Regions from separate parts of the Homo sapiens genome. Here region 1 is linked to region 2. A link is an interaction called in ENCODE POLR2A ChIA-PET data of the cell type or tissue named here. Cell type or tissue: K562. All regions are shown on one strand. Links, peaks and the distances in the headings refer to the core of each region. The heading gives the core; the rest is flanking DNA. Region 1 has its middle 25 kb from the start of UBXN7. Region 2 overlaps SMCO1 (single-pass membrane protein with coiled-coil domains 1).

Region 1 (5,376 bases), core at 289-5,288, 55 kb after region 2:
CAGTGAGTCTACTTCTAGAAGAGCTGGAATAATTTGGAGGCTGGAGTCAACTGGCACTGCTGGGCAACATGGACAAGAGGAACAAAGAAGAAAGAAGCCTCCTTGGCCAGGCGCAGTGGCTCACGCCTGTAATCCCAGCACTTTGGGAGGCCGAGGGGGGCAGATCACTAGGTCAGGAGTTCAAGACCAGCCTGGCCAACATGGTGAAACCCCGTCTCTACTAAAAATACAATAAATTAGCCAGTGTGGTGGCACACGCCTGTAGTCCCAGCTATTCAGGAGACTGAGGCAGGAGAATCGCTTGAACCTGGGAGACGGAGGTCACAGTGAGCCGAGACCATGCCACTGCACTCCAGCCTGGGTGATGCAACAGGACTCCGTCTCAAAAAAAAAAAAAAAAAAAAAGTAGCCCCCTTTTCCTTTCCTCCTTCCTAGAACCGCTTATTGATAGAACTTTACAAGAAGCCAACTGGCAAAGGAGTCTGGGCAAATGGTTTTTATATCAGCAGAGTTTAGAATGGCAGGCTTGACGCTGCAAGACAAGAGGGGGAAAGAAAACACACCAGAGATGTTTTCCTTTAATAGATTCTGGACTAAGGTGTCTTGAAACGTCTAAGGCAAAAACCTATAACGCTCCTATCTAGACAAGATGGGTGTTAGTATGTGTGGAAAAATGATGCTTATCCACAAATTCCCAGGAGAAGTTAAGCCTCATGAAGGATCTATAGGAGAAAACTGGAGAACCTTTATTTTCATTTATTTTATGTTTTTGAGATGGAGTCTTGCTTTGTCACCCAGGCTGGAGTGCAGTGGCATGATCTCGGCTCACTGCAACCTCTGCCTCCCAGGTTCAAGTGACTCTCCTGCCTCAGCCTCCTGAGTAGCTGGAACTACAGGCGCTCACCACCATGCCCAGCTAATTTTTGTATTTTTAGTAGAGACGGGGTTCCACCATGTTGGCCAGGCTGGTCTCGAACTCCTGACCTCAAGTGATCCACCCGCCTCGGCCTCCCAAAGTGCTGGGATTACCAGCATGAGCCACCGTGCCCGGCCACCTAGAGAACCTTTAAGTACCTGCAGAAAGCACTTCCAATTCTTTAGTTTTTGTTGTTGTTGTTGTTCTGATTATGTCCAGAGCTGATGATTCAGAGAATAAGATTGTGTCTGCCATCCCCATACACAAACGGGTGGTCACCTAAAGCTACCATTGTCCCATTTTCCTATGCCCCTACAAGCCCTACAAATCCCACAATTCCTCACCTACCAGGTGAACCCTCTTTGAAATTTCCTCCATAGGAAATTAAGCCATCAGACATCATCACTAAATTCCCAGAGCTCCTAGAAGGATACAATCCAGAAATAATAGAACACCAGGATAAGATTTGATCTTTTTTTTTTTCCCAGGCTGGAGTGCAGCGGTACAATCTCGGCTCACTGTAACCTCTGCCTCCTAGGTTCAAGCGATTCTCCTGCCTCAGCCTCCAGAGTAGCTGGGATTACAGGCGCGTGCCACCACGCCTGGCTAATTTTTGTATTTTTAGTAAACATGGGATTTCATCATATTGGCCAGGCTGGTCTTGAACTCCTTACCTCAGGTGATCCACCCACCTCAGCTTCCCAAACTGCTGGGATTACAGGCGTGAGCCACTGTGCCCAGCCTGATCTGTCTATTAAAAGGAGGGCATTTGCCAGGCACAGTGTCTCACGCCTGTAATCCCAGCACTTTGGGAGGCCGAGGTGGGCAGATCATGAGGTCAAGAGATCGAGACCATCCTGGCCAACATGGTGAAACCCCGTCTCTACTAAAAATACAAAAATTAGCCAGGCATGATGGCAGGTGCCTGTAGTCCCAGCTACTTGGGAGGCTGAGGCAGGAGAATCGCCTGAACCTGGGAGGTGGAGGTTGCAGTGAACCGAGATCACACCATTGCACTCCAGTCTGGGCGACACAGCAAGACTCCATCTCAAAAAAAAAAAAAAAAAAAAAAAGGAGGGCATTGGAATTAATTAAAAATAGATCATAATGAAGTAACTCTCCAGAGTAAACCTACATTACAACAAATCAAGAGAGGGGAGTTGTGTAACAATCCTAGCAAGAGGCACTGACATGATATTAAATCAACTTGGTTTTAACATGTGAGAGAACCTTTCCACCCACAAAGAGCTCGAGGTGCTGTAATTTGTACAACACTATTATCAGTTTATTGACTTGAAAACGGTGCTTAAAAATCTCAGAATCTCAAGAATAACTTCTGGAAAAGCATCTTATAAACAAAAAAAAAATGAATTGATTCCTTCTACTGGCAAATGCTTAGAAAACATTTTAAATCTTTTATTTGGATAAAGCTAAAAATACATGAATTTAGCTAGTTTGATTTTAGAAGACTTTAACTTTTTAAACTAATAGTACTTTTTATTTGTTTTTTACTTGCCAAGCATTGGGCGCAAACCAGTAGTACTTTTTAAAGCATGATCTTAAAAACAAATTTTCCTTTGGGGCTGAGAAGAATAGGTCACAGTCTGAAAAAAAGATGAGGGCTAATTATCTCAGACTTAGGTCTTTAGAGGAGGAAGTGGCAATTTTAATGTTATGTAATAGCAAAAACCCTAAGTTTCTAAGGCAACCAAAAAGGTTCTGAACTAACCACTGCTCTTTTCTTTGGCTTTAAAAAATCATTCGTGGCCAGGCCCGGTGGCTCACGGCTGTAATTGCAGCACTTTGGGAGGCTGAGGCAGGCAGATCACCTGAGGTCAGGAGTTCGAGGCCAGCCTGGCCAACATGGAGAAACCCTGTCTCTACTAAAAATACATTAGCTGGGTATGGTGGTGCACACCTGTAATCCTAGCTATTCGGGAGGCTGAGGCAGGAGAATCGCTTGAACCCGGGAGGCAGAGGTTGCAGTGAGCTGAGATTGTACCACTGCATTCCAGCCTGGGCAACAGACCAAAACCTCTGTTTCAAAAAAAAAAAAAAAAAAAAAAGAGAAAACATTTATTATGAATGGGGTTGAGGTTAGGTTTTTGTCCCCCAGTGTTCTGAGCCATTTGTAATTATTTGAGTTATTTTCCTATTTTTCTATTGGTTTGTTGGTCGTTTTCTTCTCAATTTCTAGGGGCTTTTTTTTTTTTTTTTTTTTTTTAACAGGATGTTGCTGTTTCCCAGGCTGGAGTGCAGTGGCGTGATCATAGCTCGCTACAGCCTTGATCCCCTGGGCTCAAGCGATCCTTCTACATCAGCCTCCCTATTAGCTGGGACTACATGAGTGAGCAACAATAACTGGCTGAATTTTTTTTTTGGCAGGGTGGGTGGTAGAGACAGGGTCTCACTATGTTGCCCAGACTCTTCTCCAACTCCTTGCCTCAAGCAGTCCTACCACGTTGGCCTCCCAAAGTGCTGGGATTGTGAGGGTGGGCCACTGCCCCCAACCTTAGGTGGTCTTTGTATATTAGGAAGATTGACCCTTTCTATATAATGAGTTACAGAAACATTTCCAAATGCAAATCAGAGTTCCCACACTCCTAGGAAAAGATAGATTGTTCTATAGCTGTGCCAACAAGTAACCACTAGAACAGTTTATAAATCTATCACATCAGTCAGGGACAACTTGGTTCATTGAATACACCCCTGAAAACCAACAGTCATTGACAGCCTCATATTTTGAAAGTCAGCTCATGGCCGGGTGCAGTGGCTCTCGCCTGTAATCCCAGCACTTTGGGAGGCCCAGGTGGGCGGATCACCTGAGGTTGGGAGTTCAAGACCAGCCTGACCAACAGGGAGAAACCCCATCTCTACTAAAAATACAAAATTAGCCAAGTGTGGAGGCACCTGCCTGTGATCCCAGCTACTTGGGAGGCTGAGGCAGGAGAATCACTTGAACCCGGGAGGTGGAGGTTGCAGTGAGCCAAGATCACACCATTGCACTCCACCCCAGCCTGGGCAACAAGAGTGAAACTCTGTCTCAAAAAAAAAAAAAAAAAGAAAGTAAGTCAGCTCATATCAGTGATTTCATACCAGAAAATGCAGTTCTTTTTTTTTTTTTTTTTTTTTTTTTTTGAGATGGAGTCTCACTCTGTCACCCAAGCTGGAGTGCAGCGGCACGATCTCGGCTCACTGCAACCTCTTCCTCCCGGGTTCAAGTGATTCTCCTGCCTCAGCCTCCCAAGTAGCTGGGACTACAGGTATGTGCCACCATGCCCAGCTAATTTTTGTATTTTTAGTAGAGATGGGGTTTCTCCATGTTGGCCAGTCTGGTCTCAAAACTCCTGACCTCAGGTGATCTGCCTGCCTCGGCCTCCCAAAGTGCTGGGATTACAGGCGTGAGCCACCGCGCCCAGCCGTCAAAGGAGTTCTTGCTTGACAGCACTAGCTTTCCTAGTCTTCATTGAGAGTAAGCAGGACAGTGGCTAATGAGATTTGCAGAGAGAGACAGTAGAGACACTTCTTTCGATTCCTCTGGTTTACCTTTTTCTTATGGCAGCCACTGCTACAGCAACCAGTTCTTTCTTCTAGTTTTTTTAGAGAAAAGGTATCCCTCTGTTGCCCAGGCTGGAGTGCCGTGACGTGATCTCGTCTGACTGCAACCTCAAACTCCTGGGTCAAATGATCCTCCCACCTCAGCCTCCTAAGTGGCTGAGACCACAGCCATGCACTACCATGCCCAGCTAATTAAAAAAAAAAAAAATGGTAGAGACAAGATCTCCCTATATTGGTCGGGCGCGGTGGCTCTTGCCTGTAATCCCAGCACTTTGGGAGGCCAAGGCAGGTGGATTGGCTGAGCTCAGTTCAAAACCACCCTGGGCAACATGATGAAACCCCATCTTTACTAAAATACAAAAAAATTAGCCGGGTGTGGCAGCAAGAGCCTGTAATCCCAGCTACTCAGGAGGTGGAAGTGGGAGAATCACTTAAGCCTGGGAGGCAGAGGTTGTAGTGAGCCGAGATCACGCTACTGCACTCCAGCCTGGGCAACAGAGTGAGACTCTGTCTCAAAAAAAAAAAAAAAAATCTCCCTATATTGCTCAGGGTGATCTCAAACTCCTGGGCTCAAGCAGTCCTCCTGCCTCAGCCTCCCAAAGTGCTGGGATTACAGGCGGGAGCCACTGGGCCCGGCCTATAGTACCCAGTTGTCACTGGACTCTCAACAGCTTCTTGTGGTTGCCACCACATAGCACCTGACCTCAAGCCTGTGCCATGTGTCAGGGCTGGGATGATTTTACCCTACTCACAAGCTAATAAGTTAGCCTATTACTGCTTCATGAGTGTTGGCAGAAGACATCAAATTCCTGGTATGAGAAAAAGGACTTTATTACTCATGGCACAGCAAGCAGCAAGAATATCATGTTCGTGTCAGTTCTCCTTGCCAAGGAGATGAGAGC
Region 2 (5,376 bases), core at 129-5,128:
GAAGAATAGAAATAAAGAACTGCAGACATGCTCATTAGAATTCTGTCTCTGTGGCCGGTGCGGTGGCTCACACCTGTAATCCCAGCACACTGGGAGGCCGAGGTGGGCGGATCACAGGGTCAAGAGATTGAGACCAGCCTGGCGAACATGGTGAAACCCTGCCTCTACTAAAAATACAAAAATTACCCAGGCATGGTGGCGGGCGCCTGTAGTCCCAGCTACTTGGGAGGCTGAGGCAGGAGAATCACTTGAACCCGGGAGGTGGAGGTTGCAGTGAGCCGAGATCGTGCCACTGCACTCCAGCCTGGCAACAGAGCAAGACTCCGTCCAAAAAAAGAATTCCGTCTCTATTACAGTGGTTTAAGTCTTCCAGGCCCAAACCTATGTAAATTAACAATAAAGAAAAGTCTGCTCCCAGGTGCTGTAACTCCATTGAATGTATGCATATGCTAAATCCTAGATTTACAAAAATAAGTAAAATGTGGTTTCTGCCCTCAAGGAGCTCACAGCCTGTAGGAAAGAGAAAAGTTTGAAAAACATTTACAATTTAATGTGACTGACCTTACAATGGTGATGTTCCTAAAGGTCTATGCGAACATGAAGGGAGGATCAACCAATTTTGCCTTTGACACTAGAAAAAGGAACTCTTCATATAGGGTCATTTAAGCTGGATCTTAAAGTGCAAGTAGGAGCTTATGAGGGAGAAAAATATGGGAAGGCATTCTAGGCTGAGGAAACAGTGCATATAAGCCATATGTAAGCTTGGAACCACATAATGTATTCAAGCAGCAACTAGATGTCTCGTGTAATTGGTAACTAGGATGGGTGAGGGGACTGGTGGAAGACAGGAGCAAAGGGTGAAGGCCCTTGACTTTCCTGCTGAGGAGATCCAGTTTGCCTCTGAGTATATCACTGGGCAAGCCAGGATGACATAAACCATTTGTAATCAGTTGAGTCACAGAATCGGAATTGTGTTTTAGAAGAATGTGTCTGGAGGATGGATGGGAAATGGAAAACGGGGGTCCAGTTAGGCTACGGTAATCTTGGGTCCTAGTGAAAGATGATGAGAAACTCATTTGATGGAGATGGAGAGGCAGGAATGGGTTAGAGAGACATAAATCAGGGGAAGAAAAAAGTTGAGAATTATTCTGAGATTTCTAGTTCAAGCAATTGATTGGATGGTGAGGTCATTAACGAAACTAGGGAACTGTACTAAAACAAAACAAAACAGCCTGCGCTGAGATTTGCATGTTGGTTGAGATTTATCTGGAACGGCCTCGGACTGTCCTTTGGTGAGAGGATTCCAAAGAACTGCTGCAACTGTAAATTTTTATACTGATTGACAAGCTAGACTTCTTCCCTAAGTTTCAAACTACAGATGACCTATAAGCAATATAGTCTTAAAGGTCTAAAAGTTAACACAAAATAGTATGCCAAATGGCTTTTTTTTTTTTTTTTTTTTTGAGACAGAGTCTCACTCTGTCACCAGGCTGGAGTGCAGTGGCGCGATTTCAGCTCACTGCAACCTCCGCCTCCCAGGTTCAAGTGATTCTCCTGCCTCAGCCTCCTGAGTAACTGGGACTACAGGTGTGCATCACCACACCCGGCTAATTTTTGTATTTTTAGTAAAGAAGGGGTTTTACCATGTTGGCCAGGATGGTCTCGATCTCTTGACCTCATGATCCACCTGCCTTGGCCTCCCAAATGGCTGGGATTACAGGCGTGAGCCACTGCACCCGGCCAACTTTCTTTTTTTTTTTTTGACACAGGGTCTTGCTGTGTTGCTCAAGCTGAGTGCAGTGGCATGATCACAGCTCACTGCAGCTTTGAACTCCTGGGCTGAAGCAATTCTCATACCTCAGCTTCCCCAGTAGCTGGGACCACAAGTGTGCACACCACCACACTAGGCTAATTTTTTATTTTTTGTAGAGATGAGGTCTCACTATGTTGCCCAAGCTGGTCTCAAACTCCTGGACTCAAGTGATCCACCCACCTTGGCCTCCCAAACTGCTGTGATTACAGTTGTGAGCCACTGCACCTAGCTCAAATCACATGGTTTTGACTTGTAGACAGAAATTACAGGCATATCAGGTCACACAGGCTTCTATTCCTACAAAATGAACATTTTATACTGAGTCTTATCTATGTGTAAAGCAGTGACAACATTTCTTCATAGTAATTTCTGAAGATGGGGGAGGTATTAGTAGGTTAAGCTTAGGAGAGTTGAGTTTGACATCTCCATCTTTGTGGAGATGCACAAAACATATTGAAAATACATCTCTAGGCCGGGTGCGGTGGCTCACGCCTGTAATCCCAGAACTTTGGGAGGCCGAGGTGGGCGGATCGCCTGAGGTCAGGAGTTCGAGACCAGCCTGGCCAACATGGTGAAACCCCATCTCTACTAAAAATACAAAAATTAGCCGGATGTGGTGGCGCCTGTAATCCCAGCTACTCGGGAGACTGAGGCAGGAGAATCACTTGAACCTGGGAGACAGAGGTTGCAGTGAGCCAGGATCGTGCCACTGTACTCCAGCCTGGCGACAGAGCAAGACTCCATCTCAAAAAAAAAAAAAAAAAAAAAGAAAGGAAATACAGGTTTAAAGCTTAGGAGAGATGTAGTACCTGAAGGTGAATTAGCCTAGGGAGAAATTTAGGACCAAGAATAAAAGATGATCAAGCATAGAATGCTGGGCAGTCACAAAGGTATTCAGGTCACTGGAGATACGGAAGCTCAGAGAAGTAGCATGTGTGTTGACGCATCACTTCCCTCATAACGACAATCTAGGTGGCCCAGGCATGTTTCCCTCATAACAACAATCTACTTGGCCCAGGCAAGTTTCCCTCATAACGACAATCTAGGCGGCCCAGGCAAGTTTCTCTCATAACCACAATCTAGGCGGCCCAGGCAAGTTTCCCTCATAACCACAATCTACATGGCTCAGGCAAGTTTCCCTCATAACCACAATCTAGGTGGCTCAGGCAGGTTTCCCTCATAACGACAATCTAGGTGGCCCAGGCAGGTTTCCCTCATAAGGACAATCTAGGCAGCCCAGGCAAGTTTCCCTCATAAGGACAATGTAGGTGGCCGAGGCAGGTTTCCCTCATAACAACAATCTAGGTGGCTCAGGCAAGTTTCCCTCATAAGGACAATCTAGGTGGCCCAGGCAGGTTTCCCTCATAACAACAATCTACTTGGCGCAGGCAAGTTTCCCTCATAAAGACAATCTAGGCAGCCCAGGCAGGTTTCCCTCATAACAACAATCTAGGCGGCCCAGGCAGGTTTCCCTCATAACGACAATCTAGGCGGCCCAGGCAGGTTTCCCTCATAAGGACAATCTAGGCGGCCCAGGCAGGTTTCCCTCATAAGGACAATCTAGGCGGCCCAGGCAGGTTTCCCTCATAAGGACAATCTAGGCGGCCCAGGCAGGTTTCCCTCATAAGGACAATCTAGGCGGCCCAGGCAGGTTTCCCTCATAAGGACAATCTAGGTGGCCCAGGCAGGTTTCCCTCATAAGGACAATCTAGGTGGCCCAGGCAGGTTTCCCTCATAAGGACAATCTAGGTGGCCCAGGCAGGTTTCCCTCATAAGGACAATCTAGGTGGCCCAGGCAGGTTTCCCTCATAATGAGAATCTAGGTGGCTCAGGCAGGTTTCCCTCATAAGGACAATCTAGGTGGCCCAGGCAGGTTTCCCTCATAAGGACAATCTAGGTGGCCCAGGCAGGTTTCCCTCATAACAACAATCTACTTGGCGCAGGCAAGTTTCCCTCATAAAGACAATCTAGGTGGCCCAGGCAAGTTTCCCTCATAAGGACAATCTAGGTGGCCCAGGCAGGTTTCCCTCATAAGGACAATCTAGGTGGCTCAGGCAAGTTTCCCTCATAAAGACAATCTAGGTGGCCCAGGCAGGTTTCCCTCATAAGGACAATCTAGGTGGCTCAGGCAAGTTTCCCTCATAAAGACAATCTAGGTGGCCCAGGCAAATTTCCCTCATAATGACAATCTAGGTGGCCCAGGCAAGTTTCCCTCATAAGGACAATCTAGGTGGCTCAGGCAAGTGAATTGTGTTGCTCCAGTCTTTGTGGTTAATTAGACATAATGCTGGTGCCACAGCAGCCTCTGATGATCATGGCTGTTCGGAGCTACTCAAATCCCCATTTTGGGTTACAGAACTCAGCATTTCATTCTCATCAAAGATGTCAATCATACAGGGAAACTTTTATTACTGTGCAAGACCTTTGCTGGGTATTGGGGGACAGACATAAAGGTATCTAAGAAATAGTCTCTGATTCCTTCCCTCCAAGAACGTAGTTTAGTTCATGAAAGGCTAACCCTAATAGTAAAGCAGGAGGCGGGAGATGGGTCCACAGAGGCAGTGCTTGTAAGCGAGACGCAGGGGGGCAAGGAGATCACCAGGTAGATGGGGATTCAAAAAGGCAGTGGATTTGAGCTGATTCTGGAAGAAAGGATAAGAGTTGGACAATTAGAATCGGGTAGAAAATAGGGTATAAGCCATATGTAAGCTTGGAACCACATAATGTATTCAAGCAGCAACTAGATGTCTCATGTAATTGGTGACTAGGATGGGTGAGGGGACTGGCGGAAGATAGGAGCAAAGGGTGAAGGCCCTTGACTTTCCTGCCGAGGAGATCCAGATTATATACTGGTCTCAGCACTAGCTAACTTTATGACATTAGGTCTCAATCCTCTTGAGACTCAATTTCTTTAATAGTAAAATAGTAAAAATGACTGCTTTACTTTTTATGGTTGCTGTGAACACCAAAGTAATGCTTACATAAAATATTCTCTAAATCGTAAGGTATAGCCCGGGCATGGTGGCTCATGGCTGTAATCCCAGTACTTTGGGAGGCTAAGACAGGTGGATCACTGGAGCCCAGGTGTTGAAGACCAGCCAAACATAGCAATACCTGGTCTCTACAAAAAATATTTTTTAAAAATTAGCCAGGTATGGTGGCACACAACTGTAGTCCTAGCTACTCGGGAGGCTGAGGTGGGAAGATCACTTGAGCCTGGGAGGTAGTGATTGTGCCACTGCACTCCGGTTTGGGTGACAGAGTGAGACTCTGTATTAGAAAATAAATAAATACATAAAGTATAAGGTATAATACAAAAACAAGACACGACAGGCAATTCAAATAATTAGACAATTCAAAAGTTTGCAATATATGGAATGAAAGGACAAGGATGATGGCTAGAGGGAATGGCAAATGGAGCCATTTGTTGAAACTTTCAAATTCAAATAGCTACCCATTTTCCCTTCATAGTTTAAAGTAAAAGTAAAAAAAAAAAAGTTATCCAAATTTGGTAATGGTTGTAAATAATGTATTAGAGCCTCAGCTTAAATCAAAACCTTAGT

The links. Peaks named below come from ENCODE experiments on the same cell type or tissue, not always from the same donor. Only the 100,000 strongest peaks of a DNase experiment are listed, where the experiment ranks them.
Region 1: POLR2A ChIA-PET joins it to region 2 with 6 read pairs; 7 of 35 experiments call an interaction of 5 or more read pairs at or near these places.

Annotation. Positions count from the first base shown.
Region 1 is chr3:196,454,995-196,460,370 of GRCh38, reverse strand. No RefSeq gene overlaps it. Among named protein-coding and RNA genes, the nearest start is that of UBXN7, 25 kb to the right of the region's middle. In K562, for the core only: no CTCF peak of the experiment used is centred there; no DNase peak of the experiment used is centred there.
Region 2 is chr3:196,509,715-196,515,090 of GRCh38, reverse strand. All of the region lies in intron 1 of SMCO1 (single-pass membrane protein with coiled-coil domains 1), which reads left to right. Among named protein-coding and RNA genes, the nearest start is that of SMCO1, 2.9 kb to the left of the region's middle. RefSeq lists an enhancer at 2,651-3,151. In K562, for the core only: no CTCF peak of the experiment used is centred there; a DNase peak (open chromatin) is centred at 2,942.